Linked DNA regions of Homo sapiens: all the other regions are linked to region 1. The links are chromatin loops, found by intact Hi-C in ENCODE. Cell type or tissue: PC-3. All regions are shown on one strand.

Region 1 (5,000 bases):
CTACAGATATGCTCATATCTTCTACACCAGATCTCACTGGAAAATAAAGAGGCCAGTGAAATTTCAAAATCTGATTTGTATTTTATTTAATTGATTTATGTATTTTTGTGCCTGTAAATAATTGTTATATTACAAATAACAAACCTAAGCTTAAAAATATGAAGCCATTGCAAGAAAACCTTGTATGCCCTAAAACCTTATCTGTTATTGATAGAAAATTCAGAAAATGGGGAATTTTGGTTAGTTGAGATTTTCTGGATGGTTGAGAATCTTCCCTTTAATCTCTAAAGCTTTTTTTCACTTGTGTACTTTGGATAAACATTTTCCTAAAACTGAAAGCTCATATTCCCAGTATCATCAAACTGAGGATGTTAGGCCTAAGAGAATATAGATTTTGATGTTTCACTGGCCTTGAAACACCACGTCCCTGCTGAAGGCCCCTCCCTCCAGGGACATGTCCACCTAATGTGCTTCTTTAAACAAAGCAATCATTCTTATGCTCACTGTTGTGAGCATTATGATTTTATGCTCTAAAACTGTGGTGCTTTGGGGCCGTGTGACAGTGCAGTTTACCCCCAATGCATAACTGTGTTTTGATAAACTAATTATGTTAATAGTCATGCAGGCCAGAGGTGGGGCATAAGAACAATGGAAGTCAGGAAGAGGTGGTCTGGGTGCCAATAGTAGAATCTGAAAGACAGGGAGTTAAGTTCTACCATCCATTGAGTATGAATTGTAACTAGACATAGAGTCTTTTTTCAATTCTCTTCGATATTAAAAGAAATAATTTAATACAAAAATTTTATTTTAAATGCAACTTTTTGTGTGTACCCATATGACAGGTAGAGTCACAGATAGTTACAAACACACACACTCAACTGTGAAAATAAATCAGAATTTTCATCATTTCCTGGTAAATTTCAAATAGTCTTTTTGTCAACCTAGGTCCACTTGGGAAAATTATTAATCACTGTATGATCTTCATAATATTTTTAAATATTGCCATGAAAATCCAAGTATCAGTGCTATATTCCAATAAGTCCCTTACTACCATCTTTTTAAAGAATTTTGAATGAAAGAACTCTTTGGTGTATCAAGTTAAAAAAGAAAAATGCATCTTAAATCCCCTATATTTTGATGACTGTGGGCCCTGTTTTTCCCTTCAGATTTCAAATGTATGGAAGCTCTGGGCATGGAATCAGGAGAAATTCATTCTGACCAGATCACAGCTTCTTCCCAGTATAGCACCAACTGGTCTGCAGAGCGCTCCCGCCTGAACTACCCTGAGAATGGGTGGACTCCCGGAGAGGATTCCTACCGAGAGTGGATACAGGTATGCAGCATAAGATCAAGCCTATCTAGGATTGAATAAGTTTTTGACCATCTAGAGAGGTTGTTGAAAGAAAGTGGTACTGTGCCAAATGGCCTCCAATGAGAAGATAGGTTCACGGCCATCAGGTATAAATCACTGCAAGAGAAGATAGGTTCACGGCCATCAGGTATAAATCACTGCAAAATGAGCCCATCGCTACACGATCAGAGAAAAGCAGGCCCAAGATGACATCCCTGAAAACGCATTTATCTTCTCAGATACTTATATACTACTCTTCCGAGAATGTGACTACAAGTGTCTCACTTTGATAACAGCTCCAAGATCTGATTTTTCCCAACTACACACTGTCTGTTAATGGGCTTCCTATTTTGACATGTTTTTATTTCCTGGATGAAATATATGAATCCTGTTTATAGACGTGTATGAAATAATTGTTTCCAATAATAGGTTTCTGTTTGTTCAGGGTAGGAGAAGGGAAGGAAAGGTTGGAGTGTGTTTTTCCATGTAGGTCTATATAGCACACATCCAAGAAGGGGGTTTGGTTGAAGGCACTCTCCATTGACGAGATATCCATGTTTAGGCATGAAATGTACATATTTGTGTCTTCATTAGTGATGCTACCTCTGCTTTCCTCGCTTTGTTCTGGCATTCCCTTCCTGCTGTCACTTACATATCCCCACAGACACCTCGTCTGCCCCACATCCCCACCGCTGACCCCATTTTCCAGCCGTCTAATCTACCCCCTCTCATCGCCGGCACCACTCCTAATGCCCACTTGCCCAACCTTGATATCTGGGTATTCCCACCCAAAGGCCTGATGCTGACAGTCCTGAGTTTTTCACTCACTGTTAAATGAAACATCCATAGCTGGATCTGTGGGTTAAACTGTGGGCAAATTATACAAAAGATTATTTGCTGAAGGATCCAGGCTTCCTTTTCAGGAGAATAGTCAGATCCTGTCTTACGTTTATTGCTAGATATAAAATGACTAATTCCCAGAGAGAGTTTCTAAGCAAGAAAAAAAAAAAAAACCACAAGATGATTAATCCTCTACTTTCCACATCTATTGCTGCTTCAGTCTTTTGAGCACAAATAGCAGATTTTGTTTTACTTTGGAAAGGTCAATATTAGTTTAACATACACTTAAAGTGAAATGGCCTATTACAGGAGACTGAACTCACGCTAACCTCCAACACTGAGAAATATGTAGAGAGTGAGAAAAGATGAGACGTCTACCTTGGGATTGCTGAATCCATCTCTAGATTAAGACAGAAATGAAATGAGTTTGCCAGTGTCAAAATAGTTCTTGGTAACTTGTTTTCCCACATCCCCAAACCAACAGGCAGTTCAGTATGATTGACAGATGTGCCTCTCGGGGGAAGCTTACATTTTGCAGCACTAAGCATGTTTGCATGGTAATGAAACAGGAAAGGTCTCCTTGTGTCCCTCACAGGGCGTGCGATAGGGGTGTGGCTCGCTTCTTCAGTGCCCCGCTGCTGAAACCTCTAGGGGAGCATACAGATGGGCAGGCAGTGGGGCTTCGACCCCACGGCAGTGTCTAAGGCTGAATGTTTACAGCCGCAGCCCCAGTGGGCGCGTGTTACAGGTGCTCTTTTGCTTTGCCGTCTATAGGCGGCTTGTGTTCACCAGCTCAATTAGACCCCCTTCCTTATCACAAGGACAGAGGGATTTCTGTATCCCAGGGTTTCTTGCCTTGGTGTACGGGAAGATTCGGATCACACGTGGTCTTGGAGAATGCGTGCAAGGTTTTATTGCTGGGGGAGCCGGAAGGGAGATGGTTTTCTCCTGGACTCTTCTCCAACAGCTCCGGTCAAACTCCACGTCGTTGTGCTTGTGCCTGTTGGTGTGCTCTTCTACCGGTGGGCTCTCGACGATCAGCCACTTGTGCCTTCTTCCCCCAATGTGTTCCTCACGATATCCAGCCGCTTGTATATCTGCCCGCTAGGGTCTCGGGTTATTAAAGGCCCAGGATGGGGGCGTGGTGGGCCATGGTGGTCTTGGAAAATGCAACATTTAGGCGGGAAAGCAGGAGTACCTGTCTTCACTTTGGTCCGTGGGGGTGGAGCCCTAGCCAGGGACTCTCCTTTCTCTACCCTGCACTTCCCTTCCCCCTTCTGTACCATTTAAAGGGACCGCGCTCTTGCCTTCCCAGCACTCCCGTATCAGTAATGTAGTCCCATTCTTGGTAATGTGGGGAGCTCTCACTAAGGTAGAAATGGTGGTCTTCCAGGAGCTCTGAAACTGCAACTGTAGCAATTCTTCTGCGCAAGGCAATTCTCTTGTCAGTAAAAACACTAAGACTACATGGCCTCTCACAAAGCATTTGTGAACAGAACAGATTTACATCATTCTTTGGAGTTAGACACAATCTGAGATTGCCCCAGAAGAAAAAAAAATCTCAAATCATCCATCTCTTTTTGCCAATGAGAAAACATGATCAGGAGAAGCAAGGTAACTCAAACCCCAAAAACTAGAGGGTTTTCTTCTTGCTTATGCCATGTTCTATGGCTGGGCCAGCTGGGGTCTGCTCTGTATCTTCTCATGCCAGGACCCAGACTTGGGGGACAGCGTCCTCTGAAATGTTGCCTGCCCCAAGGCAGAGTGTATTAGTCTGTTCTCACACCGCTATAAAGAACTACCCAAGACTGGGTTAATTTATAAAGGAAAGAGGTTTAATTGACTCAGTTCTGCATGACTGGGGAGGAAACTTAGAATCATGGCAGAGGGGAAGCAGGAAAGTTAAGATCATGGCAGAAGGGGAAGCAGGCACGTCTTACATGGCGGCAGGTGAAAGAGGCGAGTGAAGGAGGAACTTCCAAACCATCTTATAAAACCATCAGATCTCATGAGAACTCACCCACTATCATGAGAAGAGCACGGGGAAAACCGCCCCCATGATCAAATCACCTCCCACCAGGCCCCTCCCTCAATGCTGGGGATTACAAATCAAGATGAGATTTGGGTGGGGACACAAAGCCTGACCATATCACAGAGGGAGGAAGATTGCAGCTCATCATGATGGTTCTTGGGTCTCCCTGCTGGATAACTTCCACCCACCTTCACTGCCAAAGCATATCACAGAGCCACACTTAACTTCTGAGGGGCAACAGGAAGCTGTGGCCCCACCTGGCTAGAGGGAGGAGAGCTTAAATGATAATTGTCCTACTCATACGACACTAATCCTTTATCAAGTCCAAAGAATGTGGCCCGATCTGTCCTAAGTACTTGAATATTTTTTATCTGATCCTCACTGCAATCCTGGGAAGGAGGTATAATCATCCCCATTTTAAAAACGAGATTGCTGAAGTTCAGAGAAACGAGTAAACACTCAAGGTCACAGTTAGTGACCAGGCTTGGAAACAAGGTCTATCAGACTCTAACACCCACTTGTTTATATTACAGTATGCAGGATTTTAACCATTTATTCCCATTCATATACTTTCAAGCCTATTTTATGAAATGTCCATCACCTCCCTGCTGAATCACGTTGAGATGGGTTGGGTGCTTCCTATTTCTAAGCCTACAATGCAGGGACTTTGCTGCTCCATCCCTCTGAAAGGTGAAAGTCACAAAAGCTTAGCTTCAGGTTCACCTTGAGGTAAAATTACCGTTTTTCGCCTTCCGAGCTCAGCAGGCTCATTTACAT
Region 2 (5,000 bases), 97 kb after region 1:
TTACAGATCTTTAATATTCTTCATTGATCTCTTCTCTGTGGCTCTTCCTTGGAAGAATCGTTTTGAGCTAATTCTTACTGTCCTACGGCAGGGCAGGCTCCTTCCTAAGCCAAGGTCAAGCAAACACTTACCAAGACGCAAGGAAGAGGTAAAGGTGCCTTGGTGCCCCCTCTCTCCGTAAGTGCAATTAGACAGTTGCCCATTTCAATCTGAATATATACAGCTTGACTAACTGACTCGCAGCCATGCCGTCCATTCATTTCCACTTGAATATGTACCATCCCCTGAAGTTTATTATAAAAAAATTGACCCGTACCAGGTTTTTCACTATCAGAGAAAGAATCAATGCAGTAACCTTGAAATAAAATTTTAAAAAATTATGAATGTCTGTGGCAGTCATTTTTCACCATTTTGTGGCCTTACATTTTTGTGGCTTTTGCTCATTTTAATATGCTGCTTGGGTGCCATGATCCCTTTTTGACAGAGAAAAAACAAAGGTGGTAACCACCTGACCAAGTTCACCCAAATAAACACATAATGGCCAAGGCAGAAATGAAACCTGGCTCCTTGCAGAGAAACCTGACTCCTGAAATTCACTGTCACTTGTTTCAACTCTTTTTTGTACTCAGCCTTGTCTCAAAGACTAATGGTCTCTATTTCTGTGCAGCTCCAGGAGGAGTTGTTAGTGAGACACAGAGTGGAGGGAAGAATAGGATTTCAGAGGGGACAAGAAGGAAAATGCCGGAATCTTGCAATATTAAATCATGGAAATGGAGATGGGAACATATAAGGTCCCGTAATCTTAGAGGTTCACATAGCATTAGCTCTTCAAGAAATAGTATCGGAATATGATGCAATCCCAGTGGGACTGAAAATGTGTCATTTCCTGTTGAGGAGCAATGACTTTTAGGTATTTGGTGCCAATGTGTCTGCATGCTGTTCTAATAGGAAAGAGAACAAGACATTGGTGGGGATCATTGCTGTCAGAGAAGACTCAGGAGTATATGGTCCTTCCTAGCACACTCGAGGGTAGGGTCTCTGGATGATACTACAGAGCATTTTCACCTCCTCTGGTATGAAGATTTTCAGAAAACCAGCTGGTGACCATCTCACTCCATACATAAAGGAAGTGTGGGCAAGATGGTGTAGAGGAAACCCAGCAATGGACTGGACTGATTGAAGAAAAGAATCAGGAAAGAAAAGCCGTTCCTCAAGAGCCTCCTAAGGAATCTTGGTTATTTAAGATATTTCTATAGAGACGATGGTATAGACTAATGTTTATGGGAAGTGCCATATACAACTACATCCCTCTTGAAGAATCTCAGTGTATCTCACCACACTAAAGCCATTTTGATATGCTAAAGTACACTTTAATCCAGAATTCCCCAAATTTACTTACTCATGGAAAAATTTGCATATTCAATACTTTGATAATGTCCCCATTCTAAGAAATGGTTGAATAGCAATAGACTAAGAAACATATTTGTTTGTACAAATGAATATCAGGGCACATTATGGTTAGAAACTTTACCCCAAGATGTAAAGAAGTGATTCTTGAGACATTTGGTCTCATTGAGCAAATAAAGGACCAAAAAAAAAAAAAAAAGCCTTAGAACAGTCTCGATATGCAAGACTGCGATGTGCGATGTACAGGAATCTCTTAGGGAGAAATTCTTGGCCAGAATTTACAACTTGTTCCCTATCCGTTTCTATCAACAAATGCTTCATGCTAATGAGTCTGGCGTTATCACTCATCATCATCTCCATGTTAATCACCGTGATTGCCTCAGTTGTGCGTTTATAACACTAAGTTAAACAATGCAGACAACACTTTCTTCTTCCCTGACTGTGACAGTGTATCATAATTGAGTCATTTCTGCCCCCCTGGTCACCTTGGTATTCTCGGAAGTGCATTCTCTGTATATTAATCCTCTAGTTAAATATTGATAGCAAGCCTCTGCCTTCATATTTACTTTGTTGCTCCATTATTGCTACATACGTGGTGATTATTTGTTTCTGTCTTTTCAGCCTGTTTAATCAGGACTGAGTCAACGTTCTCTATGTTTAACCTTCTTGTCCAATCATTGTTGGAGAGTGTTTTGGAGAATATTCTGAAATCAGCTTGGAAAGAATTCTCTGCACTTGGTGTATGCCCCATCATAACCAGTAGGGGTCAGAAGGGCATTTCTCTCTGGGGTCAGGTGGTTGGTGGTGAGAAAGCAAAGTCCTGGAGGCATTGTCTTGGGTTGAACATCTCTCCTTAAACATTGTCTCCAAAAAGTAGATGAGAGAGAGAGACAGAGAGAGAGAGAGAGAGAGAGAGAGAGAGAAATGTCACAGGGCCAACCTGACAGCTCTTGTGTTTTTAATGGAGTGTTGGCCCTGGAGCTCTCACAGGATATGAATTTGCAACAAAAGTGGCTATCCCAAAAAGGGCTATGGAGTGGCAGAAAATGTGCCTGCCAAAAATAGAGACCTGGGTGCGATCCCTGGTCTTGATGAGTGTCTATTGGAGATTTCTGGGCAAGTAACTGAACTCTTTCCATTTGTGCCAGCTGATCACGGTCTTGTGAGAGCATTAAGTGATACATGAACAGGGAGCATATTTGAAAATACACCATTCTCTGCTACTACAGAAAGATGCACTAAAGCATAGAAATGGAAATATCATCCTTGAAGGCAAGCAAGTCATTCTGCTTTAATGAGAATGGTGTGTGTGGTGGCAGTCTTCAGCTCCAAACTGAAAGCTGTGAACCACCCCCAGAGCAGAAAGACCACCATTGCTTCCCATATGTGTGTATTTTAGGAAGGGGTGATGATTAAGTCTTAGACACCATTTTTGTCACTACCAAAAGAAAAAGACTAAACAGATGTTCTCTGGGCCCTTTCCAAGCCCTGGTTTATTTTGTTCATCAGTGACTTCGGAAGTCTCTTCCCGACCCTTCACTCTTGCAGAAGAGAGGCAAGTAAGAAGTGAATCTTTCAGAAGATGACAATCTGATTTCCAACAATAGTGTCTTGCAGTTTAAAGATTTTAAATAAGTATCATTTGCAAATACATTGTTTAAAGTTTCCCCAGAGATTGCTAGTAAGGCGAATAGCCCTTTGCATTGGTAGAGAAGGAGGACAGAGTCCTAAGTTTTCCAGCGATTTTCAGGTGATCCCTTCCATTCTCCAAGTCCAGGGGAATTTGAGGCTTCTGTGGCATTAGTGATGCCGACAGGCATAAAAACTGAAATCTGAATATCTAAGCTCTGAGTAGTCTGCTTGTTTTGTGTTTGACCCATTATTCAATGGTTGGTGAGTATTTGCCATTCCTCTAAAACTTCGTATTTTGTCACGTTGCCATACTTCTGGAAAATGCCTGGAATACTCCCTCCCCATTCCCTTGGGATTTTCTACTCATTCTTGGAGCTGCAGCTCAAATTTTCCATTCAATGAGATTCTTCTTTGTCCCCGCAAGTGAGAGAGAGAGAGACAGCCACCATCTGTGTCTCCAGAGGGCCTTGTACAGGCGCTATTTATAGCAGCATCATATTATAATTAAATTATGTATTTGTTTTCTGTATTTGTCAGGCTATGGTCAATAAAATAAAGCCCTTTCCAGGTAGTTCAACAGGAGGAATTTAATGCAATAAGCCAGTTACAAAGATGTTGAGAGAGTGAATAAACCAAAGAAGACGTAAGGGGGCATCTCAGATTTTAGTTACACTAGGAAGCTGCTAGCAGTCACAGGGCTAAAAGAACAAAGGTAAAGCATAAGCTGTTACCAGAGCCCAGCAGTCAAGGCTCCCTGGCTAGATCTGGTCCAGTGGAACTAGGATCACTGGAACACCACCTGAAGCAAAGAGAGATGGGGATGATTCTCCCACCATCTACCCAATACCCATCCTCCAATCTCAAGCCAGTGTCCCCACGGCCTTAAACAGAGACCAACGCCTGTTGCTAAGGCTATCTGGGAAATGCAGATTTCAGAGAATGGCCAAGGACTGGATGTGACAGCAAAGAAGCAAGTAACTGCCTCCCATACCCATCTCTCTCAGTAGACACAGAGTTTCATTCTGATTTCTCCAGCACAAGAAAGATACTACACGAGTTTGCTGAGTAAAGTGCTGAACTGAAAGTAAGATCCATTTCCTTTGTATTCTTGTCAAAGGAGCTTATGCCTCTTTAGAAAAATAATACCAACCTTCTTAGCCTAGCCTAAACCATTTTCTTTTTTCCTCCCTTCAGTTACGGTGTTTCCATCTTTGTCTGTTGGCTTTGTACAGTCTACACATTCTCAAACTTCCAGGAGGATGAGAAGCCACTGGTAATCTTGTTTGAAATTTGCATTGAATTTAGTTCTCTGCTCCCAAGGGCCCTGCTCTGTAGGCCAGTCAGGCTAAGAAAGGAGCTGCTTTGCTCTCAGAAACTTTTTAAGTCTTTTCGTTACCAATTTGCCAGCGTGAGCACATAATGAGGTCTTGGAGTAGCAGATAGGGAATTCGTTTCTCAGCCAAGTGGCTGAACTTGTAGCCATCAGATCGTGGACCATTATCTATAATCACTTCACAGATATTCCACAAAGATAATTTTCTTTGTATGATTAAAAAAAAAAAGCCAGGTCTTTCTCAAGGCTTTCATTAAGCCTGGGCCAAAGCAAGATGAGCTCATGTTGATACCTAAGAGGGTGTGTATCTCTTCTCTAAGATGAAACCATGGGGCTTCAGTCCTAGCTGTGAAGCTACCTTCCAAGAAGCAACCAACGGTAACTATATGAATGGGCGTTTACTAGTCTCTGAATCTCTGGGCTGTTTCCCATTCGTCAATTTTTACATGCAGGATCTGTGTTGGTGATGTCTATTTGTCATGACATTCCTCAGAACCTGCTTATACATCAGCTTAGCACCAGATTCCTTGCTCAAGTTCAGGGGGATACAAGATCATAAGCTACTCTGTGGAGAAACAAATCTGGAAAACTCCATGAGAAAAAAAAGTTCTTGTTTGAGAAAGATGGG
Region 3 (5,000 bases), 75 kb before region 1:
TCACTTGTATTTTTACGAAATACAGTGGATCACTAATATACATCGCATCCACAGATAGTGTGATTGGAGATCTCACTATTTGAGATATATTGAACTGTGGCACATCTTATGATTTAAGAACTGCATTCATCTTACTAAGTAAGTTTGACATGGAAAAAGCAAATTGAATAAAATAAGGCCTACAGGATAAGCCAGATGAGGGGTTTTGTAAATGGTGGATTACTGATTAAAATACTTTTATGGAAAATGCTAGAAAATAATTGTTAAGACACGATGAATACAATGGGAACTCAAATACACATCAGTGTTTCATCCACCTGCTTAGTCTTGCTATCTCTTTCTATTGTTAAGTTTCTAAACATCAACTTATGCCCAATTTCGTTATTATGAAGACATTCTCACTATAGAGACAGTCGAAATTATATTTCCTCACTTTATGTGAAAGAACTGGTATGTGGATATTGCTTTCCACAGTATCGAAAGTATGTTTTTACCTTGCACGTAGCAGTCCACTCAGATACATGTTTGCTCGTCTCTCTTAACACCCAACAGACCCCCTGTCTCTGTCTTGTCCACATTATCCCATTCTGACCCACTGAAAGTGGTGTAGTCTCCAGAGACTTGAACCTGAATATCCATCTTTTAAGTTTGTACATATATAAATAGTTTTATCAAAGAAAAATAATCGATTTAAATCTCAATTCTAAAGTGTTTCTCAGGGACTGAGAGGTTTTCACAAGTTTTAAAGTGGGTCAGTTTGGTGTAACCGTATATGATATCTACAGACTACTGCTACCGCTGGACCTAAATATTATTTTGCAAGTATATTCATTGTTAAAGACAGTCTATTTGAACACACATTTCTTTTGGGAAAGAACAGAGTAATATCAAAATCTTCCTACCTGTAGGAAGTGCTCGACAACCTGTTGAGTTGGTTTAGTAAACTAGCTTTTCATGGTCAGAGAGATGAGGTCATTTGGTTCATTCAACATTTTAGTATCTAGAGAATTAGCATAAATCCACAGGCTGATGACCAGTTTCCAAATAATCAGTGTATACTACAGTGCAACAAAATTACACCAATTCCAATTTATCTTTGCTTTGTGATTCAGAAGTGCCTCAGGGCATTATATTGACTTTTTAATTGTGTATGGAAGTTACCATTAATAGTGTTCCAGTGACTGCTTGGAAACAAAGAGTTCATTGTATTGATTTATTTATTTTTGCTAATATTCTTTATGGTGGTTTTTACAGTGTCAATCACCTAGACAATCTGGAGACTTGTTTTCTTTTATATTTGATTTACTTCATTAGTAGTAGCAGTAGTTATTAGTATTTGCTTTTTGACCATGTTTAAACTGCTATAGGAGAAACTCTGGTAAAACATACTCAAGTAATAACATTATTCCAAAAAATAAAGTGCTGTTAGAATTCAATAAACTGACGTTTACTAATTTCTAATCTGGAAATCATGACCATCAATACGTGTAATATAATACTTAAAGAATTCAGAATAATCACTAGTTATTGGCAGTGATGTGGTGGTAAATGTTTAACAGCTGGCTCTTTGGAGAAGACGAGTCAAGTCCTCATTTGTATGTAGCACATGCCAATTTCTGTGGTGTAAATACTCTCATCATAGCCAATTTCAAACTAACCATGTGATGTCACTGTGCCCAGACTAGCAAAGAAATGTGCACAGTTGGTTCTTATGAGCTGGTGGGCGCCAGATCCAGCACACAACTGGAGTAGAAATTTAAGAAGGGAAGCCAGTTGAATCACTTAATATATGTAAAGGGCTTACAATTCTATTTGCACATACATTTCTTCTGGGAAAGAACAGAGTAATATAAAAATCTTCCTACCTGTAGAAAGCGCTCAACAACCTGTTGAGTTGGTGTAGTAAACTAGCTTTTCATGGTCAGGGAAATAAGGTCATCTGGTTCATTCAACATTTTGGTGCCTAGAGAATTAGCATAAATCCATAGGCTGATGATCAGTTTCCAAATAATCAGCGTATACTAATTATTACAACAGCATCTCACAGTATTACAATGGTGTCTAGCTCACAGTAAACCTTAAATAATGATTTGTCATATCATGGTGTCAGGTGGGGTATAATGGGATTAAAGGAGCACCTTTTTGGTTAGTTTTCTTTTTAAAAAGTACATTAAAAGATGATTGTAATTCACAGAAAATGACAGTTTTAGTGATATCAGCAAAGTATTTGAGAAACTGACATGGCCAAGAAGATGTTACATAACAATCTTAATAATGGTGACTTTGTTTGTTTTTTTAATGCTACAGAGTAAGGTGATTTCTTAATTGTCCCAACTGAGGCTTTGCTCTCTGTGAAGGTGTCATCTCCTGGCCAAAGCTGAAAGGCTGTTATATTTAGCCTGATGAAGTCAATGGAGATTAGATCCATGGAAAATATCTTCCTGCTGTGTTTTGAAGTGTTGCATTGTGAGCTTTTTATCAATGAGAAACTCCAGAAAGATATAGGAAGACCAGCATAAGGCATTCCTTTCACTATCTTTCTAAGCTGATTCATATGAATGACTAGTGCTCAGTGTTGAAGGGTGCATTTGAGATTCTACAAATGTGGCAAAATACTTACCTCCTTTTGTGAAGGCTTTGAGAAGAATCCACAGATTTAAATTTTACAGGGGATTGGAATGCCCTAGGGGGAAAAAAAAAACCTGGGAACACCAGAAATTATTTGAAGAACAAATTCATAGACTTCAAAGTTTAGATTAGATTCCTACAAACATAGTTTTGTTATTAGGGTTTTTTTGTACTTTATATCAGGCTATTTACAAAAATGGATTGGAGGTGGCACAAAACTAGGCACAGTTAAAACCACATTCTGAAAGCTGGTGAGCTTTTAGTTATCACTCTTGTTAAGAACAAACTATTCATCTTATTTAAGACATTTAATATTTTTCCTTGTTCCAGCTTCATTATATGTCTGTTGGCAGTAAAAAACATTTGCTATGCTGATGTCATAGGGTTACTAGTAGGATCAAGTAGTAGATAGGAAAGCCTTTTTAAAAGGTAAAAGTGACCCTCAAAATAAGTTATCATTATTATGATATCTTTAACAAGTTGGTGATTTTTAGAACATTTGGAAATATGAAACTAAACATACGTCAAAACTAAATCTATTGACCCAGTAATGAGATGATTTGCACATGATACACCCTGCATTTTCTCTTGAAATGGTCAGTATTTGTATAGTCAACTTCCACCCTGAGAAAGCTTAAGAAATCGATGCCTTAGCACATTTGCTTATTGTGAAACATCTTTGAAACCCAAGTAAACAGTTTTCTTTTGTAGAGTATAGGGATGGTTAAGTCATTAGACCAGCTACATAGTCCTGGTAGAAAAAAAAAAATTTTTTATTTAGATTTTTATTGTTTTATGTATAATTAGGTAAAAAACATCATTTCATAATCTTAACAATACAGTATACAGTCACAACTTCTCATGTGAATAGCACCAAGACTGACCCAGTTCATGAGTTAATTCTGGATCATACTTTGCAAAATGGTGAAGTTTTTGCAGTGGCTGTCAAAGGTGGATACTTCGTTAGGAAAATTAAATGTGTAAGTTGTGCCTCCATAGTTTTAACATGCAACATTCTGTGTCTATGCCAGCACTGAATGAGGTTTCATTACAAATAAGCATCAGAACCATAATACTATAACCCCTTAATTCTTTTATTGAACAAGATGTGGTGTAAATCAGTCGATCAACAGACCAGTGGAGCGTCTGTCTGCAGGGCTAACACAGAACTAGGATTTTTTCCCAGCTATATATATGCATGATTTTATTATTAGATTGAGAGGATTCTAGAGAATGCTCTGACCGAAGAAGGTGTTGAGGGAGAGGAAGGAATGTTGATTTCTTTTTTGCCAGCAAAATCCTGCACACTTGTGAAGTGTCAAAGCATAATTAAAAATAGAAAAGAAATAAAGAAGTGACCAGTGGAGAGTTTTCGGAAACACATGTTCATTGCACATTGAAAATGGTTTTCAGTATGTACATCGAACTAGTTAGATCTTACTCCACTAAAGTTTTCTTCAGTGGTAAGGCAGACATCTTGAATCTCATAAAAGTTTATATCTGTATAATAAACAAGAATGTCATTGATATGGTAGTTAGAATTTATGAAACTTCTCCAGTTTCCCAGCAATGCACACAATCAGCATGATAATTTATAATGGTTTGTGACAAATACTGCTGAGCAAAGAGGTGTATGGTTACATTCAGATCAGATGTCACCATCCGGGGAGCAATAAAAATTTCACAGACATTGGGTTAAAAACATTAAGGAAATGAATGCAAAGCTCTAACAAAAGTCTAAAAAGGTGGTAGCATTGGGGGACTCAAACCCAGTAGTGCTTTTCCTACTGACAAGAAGAAAATCTTACTTACCGACTTCAGTGTCTGATTTGACAGTGCTGTTTCATATCATGGCACAGTTGCTTTTTTCAACTATGATTTAGATTTGTAATCTCTCCTCTGTGTAACCAACAATAGGCATGTTTTTCCTAACTCAGTGCGTTCAAAGGAAGATCGCATACTTGTAACTTCGTAAGAAGTTTAATCATAGTGAAATTATAAGCAAATAGAGATGATATTCGTTTCAGAATTTTGTTGGGATAATTCAGATATTGTTCCTTTAATGCTAGTTTTTAAATTACCTAAATTATTAAAAACTTTGAAACAGTGCTAATGTCTTTTATTTTCAGAGAATATAAACTTATGGAATGAAAAATAATCTGCCCTTGGTTTCTCAAATCTGATTATTCCCGCACATTTACATTTATTCCTGCACATTTACACTTATTGGCATTTTTTGGAGTGTAAGTTCCATTTTCTGTTTTCCTGAGTAATATGAGTAATATTTTCTGTTTTAATCTTTCTTTATTATTACTAGCATGGATTTTTTAGGATTAATTTGGATTTTTAAAAAATGTTACATTAAAATACTA
Region 4 (5,000 bases), 88 kb after region 1:
AAAAAAGGTATCTATAATAAAATCCCATTGATGTAAATGAAATTATCAAGCCAGGCGTGGTAGCTCATGCCTGTAATCCCAGCACTTTGGGAGACCGAGGCGGGCAGATCACAAGGTCAGGAGTTCAAGACCAGCCTGGCCAACACAGTGAAACCCTGTCTCTAATAAAAATGCAAAAAATTAGCTGGGTGAGGTGGCGAGCCCCTGTAATCCCAGCTACTCAAGAGGCTGAGGCAGGAGAATGGCTTGAACCCAGGAGGCGGAGGTTGCAGTGAGACAAGGTTGTGCCACTGCACTCCAGCCTGGGTGACAGAGCGAGACTCTGTCTCAAAAAATAAATGAGTAAATAACTATCCATCCACTCATCCATTTATCAATATAAATTATACCTTTAAATTACTGCTTTAATAGTAGGAATGTTGATGAATGTTGATTTTTACCTGTCTTTTTCTGTACTTTTAAAAATTTACAGTAACATAAGAAAGAAACTGGTATCAGACTGACAAAAAAAAAAAACAGAAGTGCCAATGCAATTTATTGAAGAGTATTGTGTGCCTGCTTTATTATATATTTTTCCTTTTCCCCTCATTTTAAGCGGGCAGCCAGCTTTGTAATTCCTTGCCTCCAGCATTTTTGCTAGATGACAAGCAGCTGAAGTCAACTTTGTAAAAACATAAATCCATTGAAAAATTAATGTTAAGTATCTCACAGCAAGTGAGGAGAGAAGAATGATTTGGGAGGCAAAGAACGACGGGACTGAAATTCACTGAGAATGAAAATGGAAGGAAGGTCTCTGGGTTCCGTACGTCCCCATGGCAGCACCTAAGAACAGGAGTGAGCTCCACTGATGTACGCCTCCCCATCTGCCTAAAACTCCTCATGCCCTGGGAGTGGAAAAATAAGAGAATTTTAAAACAAAATTCAAAATTATATTTATTACTTTCTAAATAAATCAACTTTATCTTAAAAATAACTAAAATCACTTTCCTACGTTTCATTTCCATGTGTCAGCTATCCTGTTAAGGCATTTGCATTACAAAGAAGGAACTGCATTTGCTGAGCAAAACATTGGCAGGAACAGGTTTATCTCATTATCCTTGTCCCACTCATTACCACTGAAAGAGAGTGTGGCTATTAGAGGACGAAATATCATGCCAGGAAGACACACCGGAAAGGGAGGAGCCCAGGAGCAGGCTGTGATATGTTATCCCAGCCAGAAATCAACTCTGGAGTTAAGGAAACCTGGGTACCTGGAGAAAGTATCAAGAAAAGAAGGAGACTCCACAAAGGGAAAGGAGACATGAAAACCAAAAACAAATTGCCTGTTTACTCACTCCTGAAACAGGTCCCACTAGGAAGATGAGTTTTTTTTTAACCAATAAGTTGTCAATCCACAATCAGATTACACAGCGAGGCAAATGTCGGAATGACCTGGCCGAAAGTAGAGGCTGGGTGAGTTGAGGAATGAATGAGGAGTGAGTGATTGGAAAATGGCACACTCTAGAGAGTATAAGGCACCAGGAAGTGGGGTCTAGATGGTTATATTTGGCTGACCAACACTATGGATCTGTGTCTGTCACAAGAAAGCAACAACTGCTCATAAAACCCAAATGTGAGGAGCACTTGAGGATAGGAGTTTGAGACTAGCCAGGGCAACATGGTGAGACCCTATCTCTGCAAAAAGTTTTTTAATTAGCCAGAGCCAGTTGCAGAGGCTCCCATCTGTAATCCCAGCATTTTGGGAAGCTGAGGCGAGAGAGTCACTTGAGCCTAGGATTGCAAGACTAGTCTGGGCAACATGGCAAAACTGATTCTCTACAAAAAATATGAAAATTAGCTGGGTGTGGTGGCACACACCCATAGTCCCAGCTACTTGGGAGGCTGAGGCAGGAGGATGGCTTGAGCCCAGGAATTCCAGGCTGCAATAAGCTATGATCTCACCACTGCACTCCAGCCTGAGTAACAGAACAAAACCCCATCTCAAAAAAAGGAAAAAGAAAAACAAAAAAACAACACCCAAATGCTAAGAGCCTCAATAACATCTCTGTTTTAGAAACTACCCTCAAAGCAACTCACTCTAGAAAATAAATATTTGCATCAGTAAGTCAGGCTCAAGCCTATCTTTCTCTATTGAGGGTCCAGAAATGTCACACTTACTCTCTCTTGGTATATACCTGACAGCCTCTGGCTGGCTGACCCTTTAGGTTCTCTTGCAAGTCGAAAGAAGGCACCACTCAGTCAACCTCACTCCATGATCTCAGCACCATTGTCAAATCCCTGGCAGCATTTTGGGCTTTCAAGTTCATCTTGATAGTGGCATTATTTGTACCATCACCTGACAATGGTACCCCAGGAAGTCATTCTAGTCTGTAACCCCTGCTTGTAAGCTCCTGCATTTACATGCATTTTGGCTTAAGGGAATATATAACAGGCAAAGCACTTTTCAGTGAAGCACCTTAGAAAAGGAGTTTTCAAAAAGAAATATTCTTATTAGGTCCAATTTTCCCATCATGCTCTGAGTTCCCTTTGAAGTCAGCGGAAGCCCTCCTTGGTGGTGGCACAGCCCGAGCACAGTGATGCATCAATGTGGAATTTGTCTGCTTGTCTCCAGAGCCATTCCTCGGTCCCCGGGGTACAGGAAGATGCAGCAAACATTTTAAAAACACGGATCCACAAATTGACATCTGCAAATGCAAAGTATTCTTGTTACGAAATTGCAAGGTAAAGTGCACCTCCTAATGCACAACAGCCAATTTTTCAGGCTGTGTTACAGTCACTTGAGGCTGTTACTCTGAGCTCCAGGGAACACACTCCACAAAGCACATGTCACGCATTACCATTAAGCCTCTCTAACCCAATCTTGGCAGGAAGCTGAACGGAAACTGTAAGTGAAAAAAAGCTCCAAACACAAAGATCTATTATTTAAATGAACTAGAGTGCTATAGATCATGAAAGACAAGCTATTCCATTTCCCTTCTGAATTAAATGATCTCTAAATGAAGTAAAACAATGCAAAATGTTAATATTTGTATAGTGACACTTCAGCCAATTCAGCCACTTCTCACATCTAGTTAGTCACGGGGCTCTTGAATGATCTGCATTGTACAAACCTTATTTCTAAGTCCATTCACTTCTATTTGAGCAGTGGAGATAAACGTCTTTATTAAACTTTGCATTAACTCTTCATAACTTATGCTAACTTGCAAGCCAACCCACACTATTCTTAATCAGTATATTCATATTCGTATTTCCTCATACAAAAGGAGGATGGAAACCAGAAATATATCAAGATAATTTACTGTGGGCCCATTCTTTGCATTTGTTCTGATCAATAATATTCAAGATATCATTTGTTAGAGCGGAAAGGACAATGGCTTTGGCCTCCGGAGGCCTTGGTATTTATCTAAATCCTCCCTTCTCTCCTTTCTTTCTTCCTTCTTTCCTTCTTTCTTTGTTTCCTTCTATTATTCTTCCATTTCCCTAAATATATTCATTAAGTACCTGTCTGCACAAGGTGTTACGTGATATAAAAAGGGATGTGAGATCTAGATTAGGCCCTCAAGTGATTTGTAGATTTGTGTGGGAAAGATGAGTGACAGGAAGAAGAAGCTATAACATGGGCTTTGAAACTTAGCAGCACTTTGTGTAAATAACCAATTTAATTGTTCATTCTTCATGCAATTTTTTTCAAGTTACTTAATTTTGCTGAGTTTTGGTTAATGCATTGATAAAAATGAAGACAATACCATGGGAACCAAAAACTGGTTGTGAAAACTAAATTGACAAAATGTCTAAAACACTCAGAAAGTTACACAATAATTTCTTTCTTAAAAAATTCTAGACGTGGCTGGGTGCAGCAGGTCATGCCTGTAATCCCAGTGCTTTGGGAGGCCAAGGCAGGCGGGTCACCTGAGGTCAGGAGTTCGAGACCAGCCTGGCCAACATAGTGAAACCCCGTCTCTACTAAAAATACAAAAATTTGCTGGTCGTGGTGGCACATGCCTGTAATCCCAGCTACTCAGGAGGCTGAGGCAAGAGAATCTCTTGAACCCAGGAGGCGGAGGTTGCGGTGAGCCAAGACTGCGCCATTGCCCTCCAGCCTGGGAGACAGAGTGACACTCCGTCTCAAAAAAAAAAAAAAAAAAAAGTCTAGACTTGAAGTCAGAAGAGCTGGGTTCCAGTCATGCACAGTGGCTCACACCTGTAGTCTCAATGATTTAGGATGCCAAAGAAGAAGGATCTCTTGAGGCCAAGAGTTCAAGACCAGCCTGGGGAACATAGTGAGACCTTGTCTCACAAAAATGTAAAAAGATTAGCCAGGTGTGATGGTGTGTGCCTATGGTCCCAGCTACTCAGGAGGAGTTCACGGCTGCAGTGAGCTATGATGGTGCCACTGCACTCAAGCCTGGGCAACAGAGCAAGACCCTGTCTCAAAAAAAAAAAAAACTGGGTACAAATTCTGACTCTGCTACAGGTGCAACATTGGAGCAGTCCTGTAACTTCTGCGGGTCCTAAAACCTCCCTCAAATAAAGGCAGAATTGAATTAGCCTATCATGAACACCTCCTTCTTGCCTAAAAAGTACTGTCATTTATTCCAATGGAGATACAGTGGAGATGTTGGCAGAGGAATTACTTGGGTTGATTAGAAAGATTACATTGGTAGTAGTCTGATAGGGGTGCACGTAGAGTTAGGAGAAAAAGACAAGGATGTCTATTAGGAAAAAGTTTGGAAACTCTGATTGGTGACCATGAGAAATAAAAGAGTAGATGCAGGGACATCTGCAAGTGCAAAGTATTCTTGTTACGAAATCACAAGGTAAAGTCCACCTCCTAACGCACAACAGCCAATTTGTCTGTCTTACAATCACTTGAGGCTGTTATTCTGAGCTCCAGGGAGTACACATGGAGGTAAAACATGAAGACATTAAAAGACAATGGAGGCAAGAAGACTTCAAGAAGATGCTTACTTCTCAGTTTGGTTGGCCAGAAGTATAGCAGC
Region 5 (5,000 bases), 120 kb after region 1:
AACAGTTGTGTGGGCCAAGGGAGGTTAGGCTTGATCTTAGACTAAACCAATTAGCAGCAAGGCTCCCACTCCCCCGTCTTTCTGCCCCACCCCTGCATCAATGCCTGCATTTGTAGCAGTGAACAATCTCTAAGGTGATTGTGCCAAGTTCTAAGCCGGGACTTTCAAAGACTTGCCTGGGTACTGCCGCCTCTGCACATAAACTTTGAGAGCACTGTCCAGTCTGGACTGAGCCTAGCTACCTCTGCTATAAGTCACCTTTAACGTAAGTTGCTCTTTTGGGGGCTTCCATAGTTTAAATATGTTGAAAGTTGGCCTCTAACGTGAGCTTCACCCAGTAGAGCCAAGTTGCATGGTTTATAAAAAATGTTATTTCAGTTATGTGATATCCTTTAAACACAGAAATGCACTGAAAATGGGCCAGGCATGGTGGCTTATGCCAGTAATCCCAGCACTTTGGGAGGTCAAGGCAGATGGATCACTTGAGATCAGGAGTTTGAGACCAGCCTGACCAACATGATAAAACCCCACCTCTACTAAAAATACAAAAATTAGCTGGGCGTGGTGGCAGGTGCCTGTAATCCCAGCTACTTGAGAGGCTGAGGCAGGAGAATCACTTGAACCTGGGAGGTGGAGGTTGTGGTGAGCCAAGATCATGTCACTGCACTTCAGCCTGGGTGACAGAGTGAGACTCCATATCAAAAAAAAAAAAAAAAAAAAGAAAAGAAAAGAAAAAAGAAACATACCGAATATGTAAAAGCTCCCAATTTTAGCTCAGTGGTTACTTGGCAGATATCAACCCAATGACCACAACCAAGGAGGATTGATTGATTGATTGATTATTTTAGATTCAGGAGGTACATATATTTGTTTGTTACATGGGTATATTACATACCAGTGGGGATTGGGCTTCCAGTGTCCCCAATATACCAGTAGTGAACATTGTACCCAACAGGTAAGTGCTCAACCCTTGTCCTTCTTCCATCCTCTCTGCTTTTGGAGCCCCCAGTGTCTATTATTTCCATCTTTATGATCATTCGTACCCATTGTTTAGTTCCCACTTATAAGTGAGAACACGCGGTATTTGGTTTTCTGTTTTTCAGTTAGTTCACTCAGGATGATGGCCTCCAGCTCCATCCACATTGCCGCAAGAATGGTATATATAAACCATGGAATACTACACAACCATAAAAAGAATGAAATCATTATTTTCATTAGTATTCCATGGTGTATATAGACCACATTTTCTTTATCCAGTCAACCACTGATGGGCACTCAGCTTGGTTCCGTGACTTTGCTATTGTGAATAGTGCTGCAATAAATAGGTATATTATTTATATGGTCTCTTTTCCTTTGGGTAGATACCCACTCATGCACTCATAGGATTGCTGGGTTGAGTAGAAGTTCTATTTTTAGTTCTTTGAAAACTCTCCATACTGTTTATCACAGAGTTGAGCTAATTTACATCCTCACCAACAAAGCGTAAGTGTTCCCTTCTCTCCACATCCATGCCAACATCTGCACAACCAAGGAGGATTTAGCAAGAGGATTTTATTCCTTGCAACTAGTAACAAGAACACCTGGGATAACTCCCAAAGCAGTGCCTCCTCGAGCTGGGGGCTAGGTCCGGTTTTATAAGGATAGGGTAATAAGGTGTGATCTGATTGGATTTCACAATGAAGTGATGTCAAAAGCCACGATCTGACTAGATCCTGCCATGAGGTGATGCCAGGGCTCGATCTGATTGGATCCTGATCCTGCCCTGCAGTGTCCGCTTCTTATTTCAGTCCCCACTCCTCAGTCCAAGCACTTAGGTTCCCCTGTGGTTGCATGCCTTGGCTCATCAGGGCATGCTCATGATCTTCAACCTGGGAGTCCCGGGCAACTGAAAAACAAATCACAACTTTGTTACATAAAAGTTGAACCAGATTGGTCTGGTGCAGCTACAGCACTGGCAATAGTGGAGCCATGGGCTGTGTGTCAGCTGGCAGATGAGCTGGCAGATGATCTGGAAATTAAGGTGGCTGTTTTGCCATCCCGTCTCTTTGAGCTGGTGGAGCCTCTAAGCTGGGACTCTGAGCAGAATCTAGAAATGACTGGTTATCTCCTGTTCACTGATACTCGTCGACTGGAAAATATTACTGGGTACTGAACTGGCACAACTCTGCCTTGAAATGACTCAACCTGCATGAGTGGGGTGAGTCATCGCCCTCTGCCACCTTACAGCACAGGCCCCACGTGTTGGTTTTTATTACCCTGCATAAGGTCCAGGCCTCATTCAAGTAGGACTCCAAGGCTGCCTGTCCTCACTTCCTCCATTAGGAAAGAGGTGACGAAGGTGGATAACAATTTTACCACCTGGGGATGTGGATTTCTGCCTTCTATTCGTCATTCCTGACATAGGTTTGGCAAGTCTGTGGGTGCCTTTGCTCCTTGCTCGCAGCTAGAACTGAGAATCCTAACAGCCAGAGAGGTTATTATTTTTCTTATGTTGTCACTAGATTCCAGCTCTGAAATTGCAGGTAATTATCTCTCAATGACCAGCATGCCATCTTTCTCCTCTCTATTTTACACCCAAGCAGGCAGGATGGTTGCTGTATGGTGCATTTTTATTTAATTAGCTAAAAGGCTTGGATCTGCTTCTGTTACCCATAAATTAATGCCCATTGCAGCATGCCATGTTTATTAGTCATGGTGTGGGATTAGATGTCAAGAACAAGAGCTTCATCTTCATCACTGGGCATTGTCCTGTCCAAAGAAAGCAAATGGTTGAAGAGACCAAAAACAATCTGGAAATCCTGTAAGTAGCATCACATAAGCAAAGCAAAGTAGGCTTTGGCAAAGGGAACACATTCAGTCCCCTGCTAAGAAGAGCCACTGCTGAGCTGAAAGCCCCCATAGCTCTGTTAAAAGTGAGTTAAGGATCTAGAACCAGAAATACCATTTGACCCAGAAATCCTATCACTGGGTATATACCCAAAGGATTATAAATCATTCTACTGTAAAGATACATGCACACTTATGTTTACTGCAGCACTGTTCACAATAACAAAGACTTGGAACCAACCTAAATGTCCATCAATCATAGACTGGATAAATAAAATGTGGCACACATACACCATGGAATAATGGACAGCCATAAAAAAGAATGAGTTCATGTCCTTTGCAGGGACATGGATGAAGCTGGAAAGCATCATTCTCAGCAAACTAACACAGGAACAGAAAACCAAACACCGCATGTTCTCACTCATAAGTGGAAGCTGAACAACGAGAACACATGGACACAGGAAGGGGAACATCACACACTGGGGCCTGTTGGGGGGTGGGAGGCTAGGGGAGGGACAGCATTAGGAGAAATGCCTAATGTAGATGACATTGATGGCTTCAGCAAACCACCATGGCAAGTGTATACCTATGTAACAAACCTGCATGTTCTGCACATGTACCCCAGAACTTAAAGTATTTTTTTAAAAAAGTGAGTTAGGGCACTATAGGAACTGGGCAGGACACACAGCCCAGCCTGGTGGAGTGAACCATGAAGGTGATCCTTGAGTTGAAGCCCAAGATTTAGTAAGAGTTGGCCAGGTGGAGGGTGTGAGCCTACCATTCAGAGGGAGTAGACACATGAACACAGGAGAGAGAAACTGCAGGTGGCGCAGTAGAACTGCAGAGGGGAGAAAGGCACCCTGGGTTCTAGAGGGCAAGGCAGCACTGGATCAGGAAGGTCTTACATGATCTGCATGAAGGATTTTAAGCAGCAGAGCAGCATGATCAGAAGTGCAGTTTCTAAAACTTATGCTGGTGGAAGAGAGGAAGAAGGCAAGAGTGAAAGTAGAGAACCCAGTAAGGAAGCCAGGAAAGAAATGCGGACAGTGGCTGGGCTCTGTGTCTCATGCCTATAATCTCAGCGCTTTGGGAGGTGGAGGCAGGAGGATTGCTTGAGCCCAGGAGTTTGAGACCATCCTGGGCAACATACCAAGACCTCATCTCTACAAAAAATAAAATAAAGAAATAGCTGAACTGGTGGCACATGCCTGTGGTCCTAGCTACTAGGGAGGCTGAGGTGGGAGGATTGCTTTGAGGCTGCAGTAAGCTGTGATTGTGCCACTGCACTTCATCCTAGGCAACAGAGTGAGATGCTTGCTTAAATAAAAAAAAAAAAAGAAGAAATGTGGATAATTAGAAACCTAGGCAGTGGTGGTAACAATGGAAAGAGACAGAGCAGACAGATGTGGGGGACAGTGTGGGGCAGGGGATGTACTGGTCTTTGAGGTTGGTCATCTGGGAGAACATCAGAGCCACTCACTGCAACCAGACACCCAGGAAGGGGAGCAGGTCGGCAGAAGAGGGCACGGGAAAGAAAGATGGAATGATGGCATGTTTCATTTAACCCAGGTTGAACTTGAAGCCTTCCTGTCATATACAGTGTGCACCCATGTGGACTAGTCGCACATGTTCAGGTAACTGTAACATCCTCTGTGCCCCATTGTGACCCTTTCTGCCACCCCTACTGGGGACACAGAAGGAGAAACTGTAGTTAAGTGCAGTGTGAGACTGGGGAAACTGATCAGCTGTGATCTAAAGCAGGGATCCTCAACCCCCCGGGCCATGACAGGTACCAGTCTGTAGCCTGTTAGGAACTAGACCAAACAGAAGAAGATGAGGGGTGGGCAAGCAAGGGAAGCTGAGCTCTGCCTCCTGTCAGATCAGTGATGGCATTAGATTCTCACAGGAGTGCGAACCCTATTGTGAACCGTGCACACGATGGATCTAGGTTGCATGGCCCCTTACGAAAATGTAATGATAGACCAGGCACGGTGGCTCATGCCTGTAATCCCAGCACTTTGGGAGGCCGAGGCAGGTGGATCACAAGGTAAAGAGATCGAGACCATCCTGGCCAACATGGTGAGACCCCATCTCTACTAAAAATACAAAAATTAGCTGGGCTTGGTGGCGTGCGCCTGTAGTCCCAGCTACTTGGGAGGCTGAGGCAGGAGAAT
Region 6 (5,000 bases), 55 kb before region 1:
AGCGAGACTCCGTCTCAAAAAAAAAAAAAAAGGCAAATACAGCAAGAGAGTAGGTCCTATTTCGAACATTTTGAGAGGCTTTTAAACATTGCAGGTAGAGATGTGCAAAAAAGAACTTGAGAAACGGGAAACTGGGCAAAGCTGGACATAGAAATGTGGGAATCACTTGTTGGCTAAAGCTGTAGAAATTGACTTTTCGTAGAAGGGCAAGGAGAAAAAGAAAAGAAATAAATGTCTCGAGAAAAAGCCCCCTTGATGGGATGGATTAAGGTTAGAGGGTGTTCCAAGGACAATGGGAAGGCGTTATGAGAGAGGTACCAGTTACAACAGTGTCTTGCTACAGAAAGCTGCTGATGTGAGCATTTCAAAAACGGAAGCATTGTTCACAGTGTCAGGTGCTAGAAAGAAATACAGGAAATTGTGGACATGGGCGATACAGTAACTAGGCTCACCAGGACCCTTGAGGCAGCAGCTTCACCCAGCCCTTGGGGCAGTACATCCTAACACAGACATTCAGCATTGAATGCATATGAAGAGACACCGCGCATTTCTTTGGATTTGAAAGAAATACACGCAGAACATTCTAAGACATTCGAAGCAAGATGATCAAGATCTACGGTGATAAAAATGTATTTCACCATGTAGTCTTAAGAGGAAGGGTGGAATTAACTTGGAAAACTTATGTAGCCCTCTCACAGAGGGCAAATATGTTTGATATCACTTAATACTTCTGACTGATTAGTAGTGGCCATCTGTAGTACATTTGAGAAACTTCTTAGAAAGAAATGGCTTAATAGGTTGCAGTGTTCAGTGTGGGCAAGAGGAAAAAGTGGCAGCACAAGTGCCCCAAAACTGCCATCTCTGCTCCATCTATGAAAAGATAATGTGATTCATAAAAATAATATTTTAGAAAATATTTAATTTTTATTACATTAAAAAGTGGACTGTTTTGGAAATAGGTTAATACTCATTTTTAAATGGGTACTAACTTTATTTGGGGCTAACATTTCTATAAATTAAGAAGAACTTTATTTGGGACTAACATTTTCATAAATTAAACAAAAAGGCATGTATATTTATTTTTCTTGAGCACAAAATTATCTGAAATGAATTTTAAAATATATATTTTTGGCATATATTCTTTCTGCTTATTTTCTTTGCATTTAGAAATATGCATTTTTTAAAAAAATTGAGGCCAGGCATGGTGGCTCACACCTGTAATCCCAGCACTTTGGGAGGCCAAGTCAGGCAGATCATTTGAGGTCAGGAGTTCAAGACCAGCCAGGCCAACATAGTGACACCCCATCTCTACTAAAAGTACAAAAAAATTAGCTGGACATAGTGATGCATGCCCATAATCCCAGCTACTCCAGAGGCTGAGGCAGGAGACTCACTTGAACCCGGGAGGCAGAGGCTGCAGTGAGCCGAGATCGCGCCACTAAACTCCAGCGTGGGCGACAGAGTGAGACTCCATCTCAAAAAAAAAGAATAATGAGATTATTTTCTATAGACAGCTTTTATCCTACCATTTTCTCTTGAAATTACATGTAAAACATTATATTAGGCTCTTAAATATATATATTATATACATATATATGTATATATATAAAACTTTTGTTTTATATATAAACCTGTACGTGTACAGGTTTGTTATATTGGTAAATTGCATGTCACAAGGGTTTAGTGTACAGATTATTTTGTCACTCGGGTAATAAGCACAGTACACAATAGGTAGTTTTTTGATCCTTTCCCTCCTCCCACCCTCCATCCTCAAGTAGACCCTGCTATCTGTTGTTCTTTGCGCCCATATGTATTCAATGTTTAGCTCCCACTTATAAATGAGAACATGCACTATTTTATTTTCTGTTCGTGCACTAGTTCATTTAGGATGATGGCCTCCAGCTGCGTCCATGTTCCTGAAAAGGACATGATCTCATTCTTTTTTATGGCTGCGTAGTATTCCGTGGTGTACATGCACCACATTTTCTTTATTCAGTCTGCCATTGATGGGCTTGTAGATTGATTCCATGTATTTGCTATTGCTAATAGTGCTATAAAGAACATATGTGTGCATGTGTCTTTATGGTAGAATGATTTATATTCCTTTGGGTATATACCCAGTAATGAGATTACTGGGTCAAATGGTAATTCTTTAAATATTTTTAAAAACAAGCATTTGGTAAATCACATCTTTCTAAAATAATTTTTATCTAAATGGCCTAGAATATTTAGGACATTTTCAATTTTTCAAGATTATAAATAATTATAAATTATGATGGAATGAACATCTGTATGCATAAATCTTGATGTATGCTTAGGGATTTCTTTAGAAGAGATTTCTAGAAGTGTGGTTGCTGAACTAAAGAATAAAACCAGTATTAAGACTCTTGATATATACTCCAATTTGCTTTAGAAGATAATTCATGGAGGTAGGGGAGGTTGGGGAGGTTTACTTTAAAACTATATCTATGTTTTCAAAGAAATTGATTTTTTTTTATGGCACAAATTGATATTTTAAATCAGGAATTGGCACACTTTCTGAAAACGGCCAGATAGGAAATATTTTAGGCTTTGCATGCAAGACAGCCTCAATCTCAACTGTTCAGCTCGTCCGTCATACTGTGAAAGTAGCCATAGACAATAGGCAAATGAATGAGCATGGTTGTGTTCCAATAAAACTTTATTTACAAAAACAAGCAGTCAGATAGGTTTGATCTACAGGCCATAGTTTGCTGACCTCTGTCTTAATTGAGAGTCCTGTTGTTTTGTGAAAATATTTGAATTGTGACTGTCAAGAATTGGGAGGCATGCTTTGCAAAATTCCCTTTATGAAGATTTGAGCCTATGGGATCATGAATCCTAGTTATAGTCTTGGGAAGGGAGTAAATCTGCTTTTGTTGCAAAGCGATTTGGAAACTAAGCAAGGAAGCTATGAATCAGCCTGTCATTTCAACATATGCAGAGTATGGAAAAGTCCATAAAGTTAGGCTTCTGTTTGCCTCTGTCAGGCAGCTGTAGCTCTGCCCTGAGTCTTTTCTTTGTGTACTTTCTTGAGAAATTCAGTCCAACTCCCACAAAAGTAATCACAACCATGTTTGCAAGTTAATTTCACACAATATTGATTCAATCAAAGTCTCTATCACTCATTAATTCCAGCATTTCTACACAATTCCTAGGAAAACAAAGCTTGAAGCTGCAAGGAAAGAGTCATCTGAGAAATAACTTTGTTCTCATGAAACCTACCCCATTGGGAATATTTTTCCCAGATGTTAGGCATACAGTTGCTTTTCCTTAGGTGACCCTTTATTGAGCAGCTAAAAGACATCATTGACTACCTTTAACAAAAGTGTAAATAACAAAGGAAATCAACCATAATTTCTGAAATAATATGTCTTAATTAGCAGTTATCTGTCAAGGAAATTGTAAACTGACCACAGGGATAAGATATGTTTTACCATATTAAGTCGTTGCCTGGCCTGTCTTAATCTCTTGTTGCTTCTGAAGGTGCTTTGAATTCAGAATCTTTATGTCAAAATAGAGGATGAAGGAAGCTGCTTTCAGTGATTCTCAGATCTTACATAGATGCAGGAGCGTGCACACACACACACACACACACACACACACACCCTTCTGACCCGCAGAATGCAAAAGCAGCTGCCTTCGTAAACACTACATCAGAGTCCGGCAGTGGTTTAACACTCATTGTCCTGCCTCTTTTATTTAAGCCAGAGAAACAATGTCAGCTGGATGCAGACAGCTCTCTGCCATGAACAGAAGTGTTTTTGCAGGCTAGCCCAAGCAAGTCACAAAGAGTTGGGGGGAAAAATGGATTTAGCCTTTGCAAATTAATATAAACAATCACTTCCCTACATGTATGACAGCTGGAGTGAAAATTTTGGTTAGAAATATTTTTTACTGGCCTGGCACGGTGGCACGCCTGTAATCCCAGCACTTTGGGAGGCTGAGGCAGGCAGATCACGAGGTGAGGAGTTCGAGACCAGCCTGGCCAACATGGTGAAACCCCATCTCTACTAAAAATACAAAAATTAGCCGGGCGTGGTGGTATGTGCCTGTAGTCCCAGCTACTCGGGAGGCTGAGGCAGAAGAATCTCTTGAACCCAGGAGGCGGAAGTTGCAGTGAGCTGAGATCATGCCATTGCACTCCAGCCTGGGCAACACAGTGAGACTCTATCTCAAAGAAAAAAGAAAAAAAGAACAGATTTTTTTTTTTTTTTACAAAGAGATCCCAAAATTGTGTTCCCGTTATCATAGACTTTTAGTCATGGTATATGATTTTTTAAACCTATAGAATTTTACCCATGTACTGTTTGGCAGCTAACGGAGAATCTGACCTCTCTAGTTGATGGGTAGAGAAAGTGGAGTTTAGGCAGGAAGTGACTTGCCCAGTGAGTGGGTCCACAGTGAGAACTTGGTTCCCAGGATTCCCGAGACAACGATCCCCTCACTGAACACACTTGTCTTCAGCCATATTGCTTTCCCTACTTCTTACTTTTCCAGGTAATGCATAATCACGATCTGGTGTTTGGGAGTGCATGCACCCATTTTGCAGCTAGACCTTCAGGGGTTTATAACTTATGCTGTGTCATCCTTAAGGGCAGAACAGGGACCAATGGGTAGAAATTATAGCCCTAATATACCATGAAAAGGTTTCCAACATGCATCAATTATTATTTTCCTAGGATGTCCACATTATATCTTGAGCTATTTTGACTTGAAAGGTGCACAAAAATTTTTTAAATCATTTTTGTAGATTATATATGTTTGTAAAGTGCCATCCAGCACATTGGAATAGTTATTCACCTAAATATATGATAGCAGATCTTCAGCACTGAGTTACCAATGAGATCACACTAAATCATTGATTCACATTCTCCTCCCCATGTGCTATGGAGTAGTTTATTGTACTACCACAAAGTGCTCATGCCTAGGCTGGCAGAACACACCATCATGGAGCACAATGCTCTACAGCAAGTCATTCT

The links. A loop is a pair of places that touch in the nucleus more often than their neighbours do. Peaks named below come from ENCODE experiments on the same cell type or tissue, not always from the same donor. Only the 100,000 strongest peaks of a DNase experiment are listed, where the experiment ranks them.
Region 2: it touches region 1 in a loop (6-fold over the local background); 3 of 110 quality-filtered maps call a loop at or near these places.
Region 3: it touches region 1 in a loop (2.8-fold over the local background); 5 of 110 quality-filtered maps call a loop at or near these places.
Region 4: it touches region 1 in a loop (3-fold over the local background); 3 of 110 quality-filtered maps call a loop at or near these places.
Region 5: it touches region 1 in a loop (4-fold over the local background); 4 of 110 quality-filtered maps call a loop at or near these places.
Region 6: it touches region 1 in a loop (2.7-fold over the local background); 4 of 110 quality-filtered maps call a loop at or near these places.

What each region holds. Positions count from the first base shown.
Region 1 is chr10:33,250,361-33,255,360 of GRCh38, reverse strand. NRP1 (neuropilin 1) reads left to right here. Exons shown (of 17, transcript NM_003873.7): 6 at 1,167-1,333. Among named protein-coding and RNA genes, the nearest start is that of NRP1, 82 kb to the left of the region's middle. In PC-3, no CTCF peak of the experiment used is centred here; a DNase peak (open chromatin) is centred at 2,360; H3K4me3 peaks cover 1,156 bases; H3K27ac peaks cover 5,000 bases.
Region 2 is chr10:33,153,180-33,158,179 of GRCh38, reverse strand. No RefSeq gene overlaps it. Among named protein-coding and RNA genes, the nearest start is that of IATPR, 39 kb to the right of the region's middle. In PC-3, no CTCF peak of the experiment used is centred here; DNase peaks (open chromatin) are centred at 879 and 2,019; H3K4me3 peaks cover 567 bases; H3K27ac peaks cover 2,987 bases.
Region 3 is chr10:33,325,362-33,330,361 of GRCh38, reverse strand. The region is part of intron 2 of NRP1 (neuropilin 1); the gene reads left to right. Among named protein-coding and RNA genes, the nearest start is that of NRP1, 6.8 kb to the left of the region's middle. RefSeq lists a silencer at 2,387-2,681. In PC-3, CTCF peaks have their summits at 730, 2,168 and 2,370 (motif pointing left); DNase peaks (open chromatin) are centred at 1,001, 2,491 and 4,241; H3K4me3 peaks cover 4,819 bases; H3K27ac peaks cover 5,000 bases.
Region 4 is chr10:33,162,210-33,167,209 of GRCh38, reverse strand. No RefSeq gene overlaps it. Among named protein-coding and RNA genes, the nearest start is that of IATPR, 48 kb to the right of the region's middle. In PC-3, no CTCF peak of the experiment used is centred here; DNase peaks (open chromatin) are centred at 2,699, 2,809 and 2,829; H3K4me3 peaks cover 476 bases; H3K27ac peaks cover 1,792 bases.
Region 5 is chr10:33,131,453-33,136,452 of GRCh38, reverse strand. No RefSeq gene overlaps it. Among named protein-coding and RNA genes, the nearest start is that of IATPR, 17 kb to the right of the region's middle. RefSeq lists an enhancer at 1,487-2,686. In PC-3, no CTCF peak of the experiment used is centred here; DNase peaks (open chromatin) are centred at 2,232, 2,692 and 3,652; H3K27ac peaks cover 2,040 bases.
Region 6 is chr10:33,304,982-33,309,981 of GRCh38, reverse strand. The region is part of intron 2 of NRP1 (neuropilin 1); the gene reads left to right. Among named protein-coding and RNA genes, the nearest start is that of NRP1, 27 kb to the left of the region's middle. In PC-3, no CTCF peak of the experiment used is centred here; a DNase peak (open chromatin) is centred at 2,941; H3K27ac peaks cover 2,364 bases.